Linked DNA regions of Homo sapiens: region 2 is linked to region 1. A link is a loop called in an ENCODE intact Hi-C map of the cell type or tissue named here. Cell type or tissue: OCI-LY7. All regions are shown on one strand.

Region 1 (8,000 bases):
AGCCTGGTCCTCTTCCGGGGCCTCCATCCATGCAAGTACCCAAGCCACCTGCACATCAGCCTCAGGTTCTCCCTGCCCTCACTGCCACCATCTCTCCTCTCTCTCCAGCCTCATCCAGTCACCAAGCTGAGCCCTTCTTGCTCCTTCCCTGGCACCCAGATCTGTCTATCCCCCCTACCTTCACCACAACCTTCCCAGTCCATACCACCATCCTCTCCAGCTTATGTGAAAGCAACTGTCTCCTAGGGACCTCCCCACTTCCAGCCTTGTCTCAGTGTGTTCTCTACTCTGTAGACACTGTTCTTTGAAACATACAAATTGGAATGCATCTTTCCCCTGCTTAAAATTCTCCAGGGACCACCCCCCCGAACCAATACCCAGGCTCTCGACACAGCCCCTACCTTTCTCTCCCACCTCACCTTCCCTCATCTCCCCCGCATCTCTGCCTTAAACCCCACCCAGCAACCATACTCAACCTCTTCCAGTGCCTCCTGCTTCCCACTCACCCCTCTGGCTTCAGCACATTTCCACCTGGAACCCTTTGCCTCCCCTACCCCTACCCAGTTTCTCCTGCTTCATCTAACTCTCGCTCCAGGTTTCAGTTCAACTGCTATTTCTTCTGGGAAGCCTTCCCTGACCACGCCACTCCCGCCCAGAGAATGTTACGTGGCCCCACGATCTCAGCACCTCAGACGTTTCTTATTCTACTCTAGCATTTAAAACCCTCCATAATCATTGCTTTTTAAATTATATGTCTCTCACAACAGACTCTATGCATCAGCAAGCAAGGCCCTGACTTGCTGTCTCAATAGAACCCAGGACAATGTCTGACCGCTACTAAGCATGTGGCAAAGGTTGTTGAATGAGTAAGTGAATGAATGAATGAGTAAACGAATGAATGTAAAACTCTGCTTTACATGTGTTATCTCATTTAATTCTTACAAGAACCTTTTAAGATAGGTATTCTTCATTTCATTTTACAGGTAACAGAGGGGAAGTAGCTTGCCCCAAATCACACAGGGAGCAAACAGAAAGCTTGGAAGTTGGGCCCAGGTTTAACACCCAAGCCCACAGCACCACCAACACTGTCCCCTCCTCTGGCCATCCCACCCCGATCACTCATCCTACACGAAGCCAGAGAGCCCTCTTGAGGCCGGTCAAGGCTGGAAACGCAGGCTGGGAACTGGCAATGGTTACCTGGAAGCACGTGGGGCCCGGCCTCCCCGTGGGGATGTCTGACTGGTAGAAGACTTTGAGCTCTGGAGTCAGCGCGATGACCGTCTTAATCACCACGGAGATGATGTCAGACCAGACCTTCTTGATGTCAACGCCTTTGGAAGACAGTCTACAAAGGATGCTGGAAAAAGTCCTTTTGCTGCCAGTGCTAGCACTGTCCGAGTGGATGAAGTTGCCGCTGTGGATGTTCAGTGAATAGTTGGTTAAGTGCATAAAGATGCGGTGCAGGTTTTTGGGGGTGGGCTCCTGATATGGCTCGGTACAAAACCTAGAGAGTCCGTCTTTGGCTATATAAATCTCTAAGGGGTCTAAGGACTTGAGTAAGACATACAGACGAATATCAAACTTGAGCTTGTCGATAAGGAGAGGTTTGCAGATGTACTCCTGGACCACCGCTGGCCTGCTCTGGAGGGTCCCTGCCAGGCGGATGTCACTGGGGTCTTTAATGAGGTAGATTCCATCACCCTGACAACCACCATCAGGTTTCACGATAAAAGTGGGCTTCCAGGAGGGGTCATCGTCTTTCACCATTTGAACCTGGAGGGGGAAAAAAGGATGGCCGACATTATATTGTTTTCCCTCTGGATCCCTAACACAGAGCAAGGCCTTAGCAAATGTGTGGTGAATGAGTGACAAGATGATCCCTGCCGATCTGAGCAGGGGCTGAGCATCTTCCATGGAGATGACACTGCACAAGGTACTGAGATGGTGACATCAGGACTGTCCCCAGTCTTGTGCTCCAGAGCGAGGTGGAGAGTGTAGTGGACTGGCAGTCACAAGACCTGGGTTCAAATCCTGTTTCGCCAGTTATTAGCTACCACTTTGAACAGGTCATATAACTAATAATAGTGCTGAGAATGATAATGATGGTGAGCTAATATCATTTATGAGCGCCTGTGAAATGCCAGGCACTATATCAGGCACTTACCTAATTAGCTCATCTAACCCTCACAGAAAATATGGTTGTGTCTTTTTATGTCAGGAACAGAGAGGGTACAGCAGTTGCTGAGGGCATGGGTGTTGGAGTCAGATGGCCTGGGCTCAGACACTGGCCCTGCTCCTTACCCTGCAGCCTTGGACAAGTGACTTAAGTTATCTACACCCTTTCCATCTGTGAAATAGGAGAAAGGTTGTTTTGAGGATTAAATGCAATCATAAATGCAAGAGGCTAAGGACCTAGAACCTGAGAAATAAAAGACAATCCAAAGCCTGGCTGTCACTCTTTTTAGAAGATGAAGTGACTTGCCAGCTAACGCGGGGGCAGAATTGGGATTGGAATCTAGATTGATGACTGAAGCCCTTGGACCTTCCTCTATCCTACCATGTCTTGGTTTCCTCACTTTAAAAATGGGGATATAGACACCTACCCTCACTGTGTCGTTGTAAGGATGAAATAAACTAAAACGTACAAAGGGCCAAGCGCAACACCAAACACAGAGCTGAGCTAGTGCACAGGAAATGTTTGTTTTATGTTTACATCCCTTCTAAAGTTCATCTGGTAGACCTGACCAATCCTTCCATCTGTTGAGATCTTTTTGAAACAAGATCCCGTCGTCCACAGTATTTGCTCTCCTCCCAGCTCCAGGTCAGCAGAACACTCACATAATTAACTATCCAGGCACTTGACCAGTCCAGATAGTCGATCTGGACCTGTGGGTCTGCATAATTCATCCTCGCCCCATTGCCCCTGATGCTGGTGAGGTGCTTCCTGCAGCTATGGAGAGCGGATGGACTGAAATGGCAGGAGAGGAGGTTTTCACAAGCAGAGAGAAGCTGGAGGAAATGTAAGGGTGGATTTGAAAGAGGGATCCATGCTCTCTGCAGCTTCTGGTGTGAAAGTTCCCCTCTGAAATCTGACAGCAGTGCCTGGCAGGCTGAGTTGGTGGGTGCCCCAGTGACAGACTCCTCTCAGCTCTCCACCTTTGCTGTGTAAGCCCAAGCCAGGACATCTGCACTCTGGCTTGTGCCTTGCGCTTATCTCTTTGACCAGCCTATATTTCTAAATAAAGCTTTTGCCAATTCCTTGGGCACTATCACTTATTCTGGGCTTGTAAAAGATCTTTAACAATGGAGAAACACTTAAAGCCTTAATAATGGTCCACATCAATTGTTTCCCCTTGTCAGCAGGATCCGAGAATGGAACTTCACAAGAGATCAATGCAAGCCTCCCAGGGCCTTCCACTGAGGCTTTCTTGCAACTGTGACCTTGACGTTTATGTAGTTATTTAATATTCAACCAAAGCATTCGTACACTTGGCCCTTTACAGTAAATATAAGTGTGCTGGACAAATGGCAGTTATGGACCAGGAAGTGAAAAATGTCAAGTTTGCACTGATGGGAAATTTTTCCCTCTGGAAAGCTTTTGCTATGCCGAAGACACTAACAGTTCAATATATTATCCAGAGCAATATTTTCTCCTTTGAATTCCATGTATATGCCTTAAATAAATTAAACTACCTGGTCAATAGTCTCCGTCACTCATTGGATTCCTGAATACTTCTGCTCTTTGCCAGAATAGTGCCATACAAATCAAGATTATTAATACTCATAGAATCATTGAATTTTTAGAACTAGAAGAATCCTCAGGGATCATCATCACCCAGTACTCTCAAAAGTCAAGGGGGAAACGGAGGCTCAGAGAGGTGACGTGACTTCCCTTGGGTCCCACAACTGGCTGGCAGTATGGTCAGGATGAGAACTGAGGTCTCCCGACCCCACCTCAAGTTTGCGGTGCCATTTTTGCCTCTAAGATAAAACTGAAGATCTCTTGTTCCTCCGCTTACTGTAGGAAAGATCCTCCTAATGTATCAGACAGCACTGAGGTCTGTACTCTGGCCTCACCCTAAAGATTTTGGCCCTGAGTATGGCCATCCAGGAACTATATCTGTAGATCCTGAGTTGGCCAGACTGCCCCAGTTTCAAATCTTCTGTCTGGGTTCCTTGCTTGTTAAAGCGCAGGTGTGATTTACAGGAAACCCTCACAATTGTTCAGAACGTGGTTCCCATAGCCACCAGACCCTTCCGCCACTACTACCCTAAAAAGAGAAACATTTTTCAGAATTCATATTCACTCTCCTCTGAGGTTTATTCAAGAATGACCCTTTCCCAGCAGTTATTAAAGTTAAAAAGTAACACGTTGGCTCTTAAAAAGAAGTCATGGACCAGAATGAAAATATCATCGATATTCCTGGGCCCCAGCCTCAGCAATTCTGATTTAATCGATCTGAGATGAGACCTGGGCATGTGTATTCTGGAAAAATCACCGCAGGTGATTCTGATGAGCACTCTGTCTGAGAATCACTAGACTAAGTGAATTAAATAAAAATACCATCTGAAACCAACATATTGAATGAAGTATTCTGCACTGGTGTTAGCTGGAGTGTGAGGAAGACTCGCGCTTATGCTACAACTGATGGTATCTCTAGTTTTATCCAAACCTGCTGTTGGACCTGAAATCCATTACCTTGTAACGGTATACACGGATGGCTGAAAGAGATACACAGAGGAGGTGGTGGCCTAATTGCCTGGCACTCCGCGGGCCTACTGAAAACTTTATGTGGCTTTTACTGCCCCCTAGTGGACATTTAGAAACCGCTACTGGGAAAGTCACCCCGTTCAAAATTCCAACACTACTGAGCAGTAAGATACTCTACTAAGACATTAAAATGGTCTTAAAGAAACACCACTACAAATGAAATATTATTCAGCCTTAAGAAGGAAAGAAATTCTCACACATGGCACAAAATGGATGCATCCTGAGGATACTATGCTAAGTGAAATAAACTAGACCCAAAAAGACAAATACTGTAAGTAAGAATGCACTTATATGAGGTACCTAGAGCAGTCAAATTCATAGAGACAGAAATTACAATGGTGTTTTCCAGGGCTGGGGTGGGAGGGAATGGAGAATTAATGATTATTGGGTACAGAGTTTCAGTTTTGCAAGATAAAATAAGTTCTGGACATGGATGATAGTTGTACAAAAATGTGAATGTACTTAATGCCACTGTACACTTAACATACATACAATGTACATTTAAAAATGGTTAATCTGGTAAATCTTGTCATGTATATTTTACCAAAATTTTAAGATTAATTTTTAATTTTTTTAAGTCATAGCTTTTGGTAAGTTAGAGATAGTACTATAGTGAAAAACAGAAAATCTGGATTTTAGTCCCAATTGTTTCTGACTGTGTGACCTCGAGAAAGTCACCTAACTTTCTGGGCTTTGTTGTAGTCACCTATAAAATAAAGGGGTCAGACTAAGGTCCCTGGCTTCCGCCAGCGAGCAAATGCTGAACCATGATTTATCTTGATATCACCACAGTCGAAGGCTGCGTTACAAACACACAAGTGGCATTCATCACGTCGGAGAGTTCCTGCTGTGCTGTTGGGATCAGCACATTGGGATGATCTATAAGAGGAGGAGATTTGGGTCTGAGATTTATGATGCATTTGAGGAAATCAGCAGGGCATTTGGAGGAAGCAAGCTAAAATGTTTGGAGGGAGAAATTCAGCAACTAGAATATCAAGCCACAAAACATTATTAGCAATGAGGGGCAGGTAAGAGGCCAATTTCTGAAGAAATACTGTGTCTGCAATACTGGGGAAGTCAAAACCAGTTAGGGCAGTCCTTTGTCACTCAGGTGGATTTGCATCCAATCTTAGCAACTCAGACCTTTGATGTCACAGGTACACGCTACAGATCTCAGGCAAAAACAAGCCTCTGGTAGACAAAATCAGTGTCACACGGTGCATGCCAGACAGGAGGCAGGGCCAGCCCCTGCCAGCCTCAGGGATATGAGCCTGGTACCCAGGGCAAATTCCTACCTCAATGTTCAGGGCAATTTCTGAGTCCACTTAAGATGGAAGGCAGTCTGCAGTGAGGTCACCTAGGGCCAGATGGAAAGGGCAAGAATGGCCTGTTGGGGCAGAGTGGGAGACAGAGCAGTGGGGCAGAAAGGAAGGACCTGGGCAGATGATGTGCTGCTTCGGTGGGGGGTTATGAAGGCAGGAGCGGGCAGGACACTTCTGGGAAACTGTAGATAGTTCCGACGGCTGGAGAACATAAGAGGTGGAGGGGGTATGCACATGGAAATCCCACTAGTGAGATTGGCAGGGGCCAGATAATACCACCACCACGAATAATAATAATAACATTAGCACACGCTTACTGAGCACTTATTATGGGTCAGGCACTGTTCTAAGCACTTTGGAGGTATTATCTCACTTAATCCTCACAACAATCCTATTTTACAGATAGGGAGAGGGAGGCCCAGAGATGTCAAGTAATTTGTCAAAGATTACACAGCCAATAGGTCACAAAGGCAGGATTTGAACCCAGGCAGGCAGATTCCAGAGCCCATGCCAGAATGAATGAGAGATGTATGAGAAGGGGATGGAGGAAGATCAGGCCTAGCTAGGAAGTAAGAGTCTCATAGGGAAGGCCCTTGAATGTTGGTTTAGAGTTTGAGCAATGTCCTAAAATGATGGGGACTCCCTGAAAGGTTTTGAGAAGAAAGCAACTTAATTAGATGTGTATTATGGGATGATGCCTCAGGCTGTCACATAGAAAATTTACCCAAGTGGTTGGATGGTCTGGGGCAGACAGGAAAAGTCCAAACTGAGGCTGCAGTGGAGTCAGAGGGAAGGACAGAGGTTTGGGAAATATTTTGGAGCTAAAATCAACAAAACTGGATGACTGGGAGAGAGAGACAGGAACATAAAGGATAATCCCCCTATGTCTAGGTAGTCACAGGGAATATAAGGGAATGAGGAAAGGCAGAGGGGAGGCAGTGGGAAGATGATGAGCTGCACAGAGGACCCTGGAGGGCACGCACCTAGAGAGGTTTGTGGTCCCTGGGAAATGTGTCTGGAGCTTGGGAGAGAGATCTGGGGTCGTCAGGCCCCCAAGGATGGCCAAGGCCCTCGCAATGGGCCAGATTATCCAGAGACAGGATAGAGAGGAAGAAGAGGGCACCTGGGAGCCAGAGGCTGGAACGGGCAGAACAGACCCCAAACACCCTGTATTTATACTCGATCTGCAGGCGAAGGATGGAGTTTCAACTGGCGAGGGACATGCATCCACGCATCACCAGGGCACCCAGGAGGAAGATAGTTTGGAAGGAATGAAACCAGGTGTAGGAAGGACCCGAGGCTATCAAAGGTCCAAAGGCCTGAGCTGGGGCAGGGACAATGCGGTTGAAATAGGGAGCTGAGAGAAGAGGTAGAATCAGGGCACCTGGTGACTGGACAGATGTGAAAGGCGAGAGAGGAAAGGGTCATGGGTGAGCTCACGGTTTGGGACTTCAGCAATTTTGGGAGGGGTGATGTTACCATTAACAGATTTAGGGACTACAGGGAGAGGAGCAGGTCTCATTGAAGGAAAGTGGGGACAAGGAGAGGAGGAATTCACTTCATCTAATGAGTATTATTTGCACGACTCCAGACAGAGCTAATTTAGGACTTTATAATATCCCGCAAGCCCTCTACTGTTCATCGGAACCAGGCCAGGTTGTCCGATATCTCCTACAGATGATTAATTCTGATACAACAACTCTCCCAAGCTTGGAAAGAATAAGAGCTGCTGTCCGACAGGGATGAGACTCAGACTCTAAACTCAGATGGCGCATACCTCGAACTGGAGCACAGGTATCCGAACAGACCTCTCAAGCTCCGTGGTGAGCGCGGGAACCACGGGCCCGTGAGAAGTAGTGCCTGCCACTGTGCAGGCAAACATTTTCAGCACTCCCTGGCTTTTGAAG
Region 2 (8,000 bases), 150 kb before region 1:
CTGGCCACAGCAGAGTGGCCCAGAGGTCTCAGTCCAGTCCCATCCAACGTCACCCCTGATTCCATCATGACACGAACACAAGTTCCTGAGTCACCATCTGGGAAGACAGGGCCACAGTTCTAGTCACTGCTTCCTGCAACTGCTTCATGCTGTTGTGGACATTTCTCGAGAGATTAATGGCTCCTATAGAACCTTTGGAGGCTCAGGACTCATTCCTCAGCAAGTGGTCAAAATCTCTGGCTTAAAAAGGACTTCAGAGATAACACAATCTAGGCCCTTGCAGGGTAACAACAACACCCAGAATGACAAGAGGGATTACTAAGAGTGGTCTGTATACAACACGTGCTTAATATGTGTCAGGCACTGTGGTGAGTACTTTATGGGCACCTTTTGTTTAATCCTCAGAACAAAATCTGGATGGTAGATGCTTTTATGGCCCCTGATTGTCTGTGGTTGTTTGCCTTTGTTTAGTGATATGGCAAAGCTTTGCATTTGTCTTGGGCTCTGTGTGTTAGTTGGGTGTGGGCAGACCTAGCCATTCACTCAGAGTCCTCCAGGCTGGGGCTGGTAGTGGGGATAAAAAACCAGGGCAGATAAAGCATGATTTCTGGTCCTGTCGCTGTGGCTTTCTGTAGTTGCCCTGTGAGATTCTGAAGGGCATGGGTTGCCCTTCCTGACATTGCTAACAACAGCCATCCAGCCCCCCAACTTGGTTGCTTCCAGTGATGGGGAGCTCACCACTGCCCCAGGAGGTCCCTTCTCACTGCCATGTGCTCTCTGCTCTCTGCCTGGGAGCTGAAATGTGCAAAACCTCCCCCGACACCCCAGTTTAACACAGAGTAAATCAACCTCTTCTTCCATCACCACAGCCTTTCTCTACGAGGATCTGAGGATTCAGAAGGCAGTAACCATGACCACTCAGTTCTGCCAGCCCTGGCTGACTCCTCAATGTGCAGATTCACAGATGGGCAAGCCTCCTCTGATGCAGGGCAGGGAGAAGCAGGGAGAGGGTAGGATGACCCAACGTGAGATGGGGGTGTTAGAACACAAAGGAAGAAGCAAGTCATTGCCTGGAAGAGGCAGGATAGGTTACAGGGTGCCTGTGGTGCACATGGTGAGAAAATTCAGACAGAGGCAATGCACAGGTAGTGGAAAGTGAAGGTCCTGTTTCCCTCCTCTGCCTTGCGACCTCCAATTCCTGTGAGCTGGAAGTGAATGCTGTTTGCAATTTCTGGCATATACGCATAAAAATGAAATATGTGCACTGCTGTGTGCATCAATATCTGTATCCATATAATTTTGCACACAAATAGGATCACCTTATAGCTACCGTACTGCACTTACACAATTTTAACCATGCCTTGACGCTTCTCCGTGTCAGCATATATAGATCTACCCTGTTGTTTATAGACTGTATAGAATTCCATAGTATAGATGTACCATGAGTTTCTAAAATCCTTCCCCTACTAATGGACACTTAGGATGCTTTTCTCCTGTTTTCTTCTTTTTTTGATATTGTGAATAATGGTGCAATGAACATCTTTGTGTATATATCAGTACATACTTGAATGAGCAATCATCTCTTTCCAGTGGAACTTATGGGTCAAGTATTATTTTTACTAGTATGTTTTGATAGCTCTTGCCAAATTAACTTGGGGTTGGGATCTTCAAGGATCAGCACTGAGGAGGAAGATCTTTCTGAGGAGAGGAACTAGTAGTACAAAATCTTGGTGCTTTGAAAGGGCTTTTTCAGGGTGTTAGGGAACAGAGCTGGTGCTGTGGGCGGTCTGGCAGGTGGGCCTGGAGCGGGTGGGGGTGAGGGATGAGGGGAGGAAAGGGAGTTTGTCTACAGTCGGTCCTGATTAATGCTCCCAGCTTGTCAGTTTCTCCCCTGCTCCTGAATGCCACCATCTGCCATCAACCAGCCCTGGGATCTTGTGTGGTTGAAAAGCCTGCCTTCCTGTCACTATCCTCTCTCTCTCTGTTCCCTTCTCAGCCAGACTGCCCTTCCCTCCTGGGGTGGCACTGCCTCCACAGCCTCCCTTCCAGCTCAAGAGAGGATGTCCACTCCCTGTCTCTCCTCCCAAAGGGCTCACGCCAAACGCCTGGGTACCTTCCACTCCCATGTCAGCTCTGAGCTCCTCTTGGCTCTCTCCCCACAGCATGTGACCACGTGGAAGCCTCCCTCCTGGAGACACGGTCTTCCCACGTCTGTTTCATCTCGCTCTCCTGCTTCTTGCTCTCTCTCTCTTGCTGGCTTCTGTCTGCTTTTCCTTGCTGTGGGCCCCACAGGGCTCTCTCTCTCGCTCTCTCTTCCTGTCATTCATTCCCCAGGTTGAAATACCTTCAATGAATCCATGCCCTCCAAATCATTGTCTCCAGGCCAGCCTGCTTTTTTGCCACTGGGATATCGCATTAGCCTGTTAAAAATGAATCTCTTGGTCTTCCCTTCCCAATTCTGTTTTTCCTTGAGTCTCGCCCATTTTAATAAATGGTCTCTCCACCCACCTAGTTGTTCAAGCCAGAAGCCTGAGGTCATTTTTGAGACTTCTCTTACCTCCTCTCAACACCTCCACATCCCTAGGACCATAAACCTCTGCTCTCCTGCCCTCCCCCACCTGAGCAGCTGTCGTCCCTTGAAGCCCCCACAGCCTCCTCGCTGGTCTCCCTGTTTCCACTATTGCCCCTTTCAATACAGCATCCAGAATGACCTTTTAGAAACACAAATCAGGGCTGGGCATAGTGGCTCATGCCTGTAATCCCAGCACTTTGGGAGGCCGAGGTGGGCGGATCACCTGAGGTCAGAAGCTCAAGACCAGCCTGGCCAACATGGTGAAACCCTGTCTCTACCAAAAATACAAAAATTAGCAGGGCGTTGTGGCATGTGCCTGTAGTCCCAGCTACTCAGGAGGCTGAAGCACAAGAATCGCTTGAACCCAGGAGGCGGAGGTTGCAGTGAGCTGAGATTGTGCCACTGCACTCCAGACTGGGTGACAGAGTAAGATTCTGTCAAGAAAGAAAGAAAAGAAAGAAAGAAAGAGAGAAAGAAAGAGAGAAAGCAAGCAAGCAAGCAAGAAAGCAAGCAAGCAAGCAAGCAAGCAAGCAAGCAAGCAAGCAAGCAAAGATAGATCAAACCACGCACTCCCCCACTTTAAACTCTTCAACAACAACATTTCTTGCCCTGCCCACCTTTCTTGCCCTGCTCTGAGGGATCGAGCCCCGCCTCTCCAGCTGCCGCTGTAACCCACGCCCCTGCTCCCGTCACCCTGCGGGCCTTCATTTCGCAGAACCTGCTCCCCGCATTCCCACCTTGGGGCCGGTCCCTGGCCTCTGCTCAGAACACCCTGAGTCCCACCTGGCGAAGCTTCCATCTCAGCATTACCTTCACTGACACATCTCTTTGATCCACCTCTTAATATAAATGAGGTCCTCTCTGTCCTCCTCATTAAAACTTATTTCACAGAACGCATCACAACGTCTAATTACATGCAATTTCTGCGTTTCCATGTTTAATGTCTGCCTCGGCCACCGGATGTCAGCAGTGCTAGGGCTTGGGTGTTCTGTTCATCCCTGCACGTCCCCATCACCCCCAGTGCCTGGCGTGTAGGGGCGGCTCATTGAACATTAGGTGATCCACTTAGGGTAGAAAAAATCCAGGCTTGATATCAGACATGCCTAAGTTCAAATCCAGGGTTGGCCTCTTACACATTGCGGGGTGATCTTCGCTTACTCACTGCCCAGCTGGGAGCCTCAGTTTCTTTCTACCCTGCCCGGCTCTGGGGGGCTCAGTGATAGAAAACAGACATAAGGGGCTGGGCCTGTGTCTGGCACATGGAAGACACACTGGAAACATGGCCTTCTTTCTTGATTGTCTTTAAGTCATGAGAGGGGCCAAGCCTGGCAGAATAAAGAGTATTCTCATGGAGGGCTGCGGCTCAGAATTCCCATTCTATCCAAAGATGGGCAAATTGGAAGACGGGCAAATTGGCCCTAACTCAGCCACCAACAGCAACCCTCTTCCCCATCCCCCCGACTGTCCAGCAGTTAACTGGCGGGGCCTTCTAGAATCTCCAGAAGACCTCAGCCTCAGCCTTCTCAGCCTTGGGCAGGGCAGAGCAGTGCCCACTCACCAAGTGGACTGAGCCCTATCCTCAAGGTGAGACCCCTCTGAGGAGCTCTTCAAAGCTGGCCTGCCATTTGGAGCGGTGACAGGAGGCAGATCAGTGTCAAAAATAAGACAGAGCAGTGGGTTTCAACTTGACTCACATTAAGAATGTCACGTTAGAGCACAAATGAGAGAGAAGAGAAATGCTCTTTTATGCGGGAGTTTATTTTTGTCACTTTGTCAGAGAGAAACTGCAGCCTGGAGGGCACTGGAGCTGCATCGAATCACCCAAAACATTAACATGCAAATTGCCTTCTTTACAGAAGGTAATTTTATTAGTGCACGAAAATGTTTCTTTCACTGTATTCATGCCTAGGAGCAGTGCTATCTGGGGGCCAGTTAGGGCAACCGCAAGAGAAGAATTAGGGACAGTCCTGAACTCGGTTAAGATCTATTACCTCCCCAACTTGGGACCACCACGTATCCTCGGATGCATGGAACACAGTGCGCTGCGATGTGACAGCTGGCTACCGATGGATGCACAGGCTGGAGGGGGCAAGTGACTTGTTCAAGATCATACAGCTTCTTTTTTCTTTTCTGAGACAGGGTCTCGCTTTGTCACTCAGGCTGGAGGGAGTATAGTGGCTTGATGTTGGCTCACTGCAACCTCTACCTACCAGGTTCAAGCGATTCTCCTGCCTCAGCCTTCCAGGTAGCTGGGATTATATGCAATTGCCACCATGCTTGGCTACTTTTTGTATTTTTAGTAGAGATGGGGTTTCACCATGTTGCCCAGGTTGGTCTTGAACTCCTGACCTTAAGTGATCTGCCTGCCTCAGCCTCCCAAAGTGCTGGGATTACAGGCATGAGCCACCATGCCCAGCTGATCATACAGTTTCAATGAGGAGGCAGAGTTGAGGCCACGTGGCCTGTGTCCAGACACCAGGTGACCAATAGGGAACCATGAGGTCCTGGAAGTTGTCACTCTGAGAGTAAGGAGCCTAGTGAGACCCCATCTACCTATTTGTTCACTCACTTGCTTGATTATTCAATAAGCTTTCCCTGTGCTAGGCCCTGGGCCCCAAACATGAATCAGGCACTGGCACGAGGCACTTGGCCTCCACTGGGAGCAGGTGGAAAGGGGATAAGACACCTACAAATACTTCTGATCCAGCGAGCTATGACGGCTGGGGAGGTGTGCCTGGAATCAACAGAGCAAGGAGAGAGCATGGCTGTTTGGCAGGGAGGGCAGGGAGAAGGGTCTGGAAGCTTCACAGACAACCGTCTCACCCATGGGCCTTGTGCAGGCAATCAAGGCAGGGAGGGATGTTACAGGAAGGAGACACCATGAGCAGAGGCCCCACGATGGAAGCACGTTGGCTGGCCCCAAGCAGCACAGGACGTGTGGGCGAAGAGTGTGGCGGGAATGGGGGCTGTGGTTGTGGAGGATGGAGATGAGGCTGGCAAGTCTAATCTCAAAGGCTAAAGAGCTCAGATGTACCTGTATCCTGCAGGTAGCAGGCAAACCCTCCAGCGCCCATTCAGAACAGAACCGTGCTCCCCATGAGATTTTGGAAGGGAGGGGCTTCTCCAGGCCCTGTGTTGCCAAAATGACAGAAGGTTCTCTGAGGCTGCGCTTATGTAAGGCTTCCTCCTCCCTTCGCAGATGTGATCAGTGGGGAAGTGTGGGCAGAGACTCCCACCTGCTACCAAGAAGAACGCACTCAGTCATGTAAGGTCTCGTGGAACAGACGAGGTGAGCTCCCTTTCTCTAGAGGCTGCTTGGGGCCTCCCGGGCTGAGGACACATCTTTGCCCTGAGTCACGTGGCAGCTGCATGGTGTGGCTGTGGTGGGGCACGAAGAACTGTTACAGCAGCCCAGGAAGCTGAAGGGGAAAAGCCCAATGATTATTATCGTTGGGCCAGACCATTGTTTGTTGTGGGGGTCTGTCTTGTGCATTTCAGGTTGTCTAGCAGCAGCCGTCGGCTTGACCCACTAGATGCCAGTATAGCAACTCCCTTCCCCCAGTATGACAACTAAAAATGTCTCAAATCGTGGCCAGATGTCCCCCTGGGAGTTAAAATTGTCCCCAGTTGAGAACCACTCGTCTCTCTAGACTTCAGGGAAGACATGGATGCCTGACCACTGGAAGTGTCCCAATTCTTCCAGCGAGATGCAGAGCTCCCCGAGAGCATGTGCCTGCCTTCTTCCACCTCTCAGGGGGCAAAGGACAGGGTATATTTCATCACATATTTGTGGACTATCTCAAAAAGGAATGTGTCTAACTTACTGCTTAAAACATCTGGAAAAAGAGCAGGCTGGGGATGTAGAAAGTCAATGGACAGTCGGTGCTTCTTCCAATACTTTGCTAGGGTCTCAGAGTCCCTCACATGTAAAACAAGGGGGTTGAAAGAGATGATCTTTAGGGCTCCCTCTCCTTTTTTTTAAAAAAAAAAGACACGTGGTCTCTCTCTGTCACCCAGGCTGGAGGACTGGAGTGCAGTGATGTAATCATAGCTCACCGCAGCTTCAAGTTCCTGGGCTCAAGCAATCCTCCTGCCCCAGCATTCTAAGTAACCAGGATTATAGGTGCATGCCACCCTGCCTGGCTAATGTTTTTGTAACTTTGTGTATGTGTGTGTAGAGTCAGGGTCTCGCTATGTTTCCCAGGCTGGTCACAAACTCCTGGGCTCAAGTGATCCTCCTGCCTTGGCCTCCCAAAGTACAGGCATGAGCTACTGTGTGCCTGGCCCCCTTCTACTTTTGAACACTATGATTCCATGTCAGTAAGATGAATAAGGTGAATATGTAGGAAATGTTACCCATGAATTCTGAAGGTGGCTCCTATGGGCCAGATGAGTCTCTGTCTTGGGTAACCTGGGCATTTTTTGATGACAAATAACTGATCAGATGGTTTGTGAGATTCTCTCTGCTCTCTTGGGTTAAATGAGTAAGCCCAGATTTCCCCGGAGAATCTCTGAAAGGTAAACACTTCTGGAATGTTGGTCATTGCTGCAGTTTCTCAAAGACCATTAGAATCTAAAGACAAAGAATTATGGCTCTACCACTCACGAGCTGGGTGACCTTGGACACATTATTTAACCTCTCTGAGCCTTAGCTTTCTTCTCTGTAACCTGGAGTACAGAGCTTAAATCTCAGGATTGTTGGGAGATGTGCGAAATGCTAACAGAGGACTTTTAGTTTCAGCTCTGACGCATAAAGAGCTTAGAAGTCATTGCTCCTGGCTGGGCACAGTGACATATACCTGTAATCCCAGCACTATGGGGGCCGAGGCTGGAGGATCCCTTGAGCGCAGTAGTTCAAGACCAGCCTCAGCAACATAGTGAGACCCCCATCTTTATTTAAAAAAAAAAATGAGAGAAGTAGTCACTCCCATCTTTACAACAATAAAAAAAAGCTGAACAAATTGAAAAATCAATGACTTTTCTAAGATCCATGAGTACTGAGGTCACAGGACAAGCCACCACCCTAAAAACCATTGAGACCTGTGAATATAGAGAATCACAGCTGAGTTCAGCTTACCAGGAGCAGAAGCTTCTGGAGCCAGGAGCTGATAAGAACATTTCACTCGTAATTGATGAGTTGCTAGAGACAGTGTGAGGCTCAACCTTTAACTAGGTTGAGTTAAAAACGCCTGGGGGCCAGTCTTAGGGGGTCTCCCACCTTTTTGTGAGTGGGGCTCCAGGAGCCCCACCAGGTTCTCAAGAAAAAGATTAGAGAAAATCTTCTCATGCTTCAGAAAGGGGTGGGGGAGGTAACCATTTTGGAATATGCCTAGAGCACTCTCCATAACAAAGGCCTGCTAATGCGGGAAACTATTATTTATTTACTTATTTTTTGTTATTATTATTATTATTAGAGACAGGGTCTTGC

The links. A loop is a pair of places that touch in the nucleus more often than their neighbours do. Peaks named below come from ENCODE experiments on the same cell type or tissue, not always from the same donor. Only the 100,000 strongest peaks of a DNase experiment are listed, where the experiment ranks them.
Region 2: it touches region 1 in a loop (9-fold over the local background); 4 of 110 quality-filtered maps call a loop at or near these places.

What each region holds. Positions count from the first base shown.
Region 1 is chr9:121,987,998-121,995,997 of GRCh38, forward strand. It overlaps TTLL11 (tubulin tyrosine ligase like 11), which reads right to left. Exons shown (of 9, transcript NM_001139442.2): 4 at 1,198-1,773. Among named protein-coding and RNA genes, the nearest start is that of TTLL11, 100 kb to the right of the region's middle. In OCI-LY7, CTCF peaks have their summits at 1,158 (motif pointing left), 1,361, 4,822 (motif pointing left) and 5,021; DNase peaks (open chromatin) are centred at 4,194 and 4,784; H3K4me3 peaks cover 607 bases; H3K27ac peaks cover 1,985 bases.
Region 2 is chr9:121,835,706-121,843,705 of GRCh38, forward strand. The region is part of intron 8 of TTLL11 (tubulin tyrosine ligase like 11); the gene reads right to left. Among named protein-coding and RNA genes, the nearest start is that of DAB2IP, 190 kb to the left of the region's middle. In OCI-LY7, CTCF peaks have their summits at 3,521 (motif pointing right), 3,724 and 6,114 (motif pointing right); a DNase peak (open chromatin) is centred at 3,556.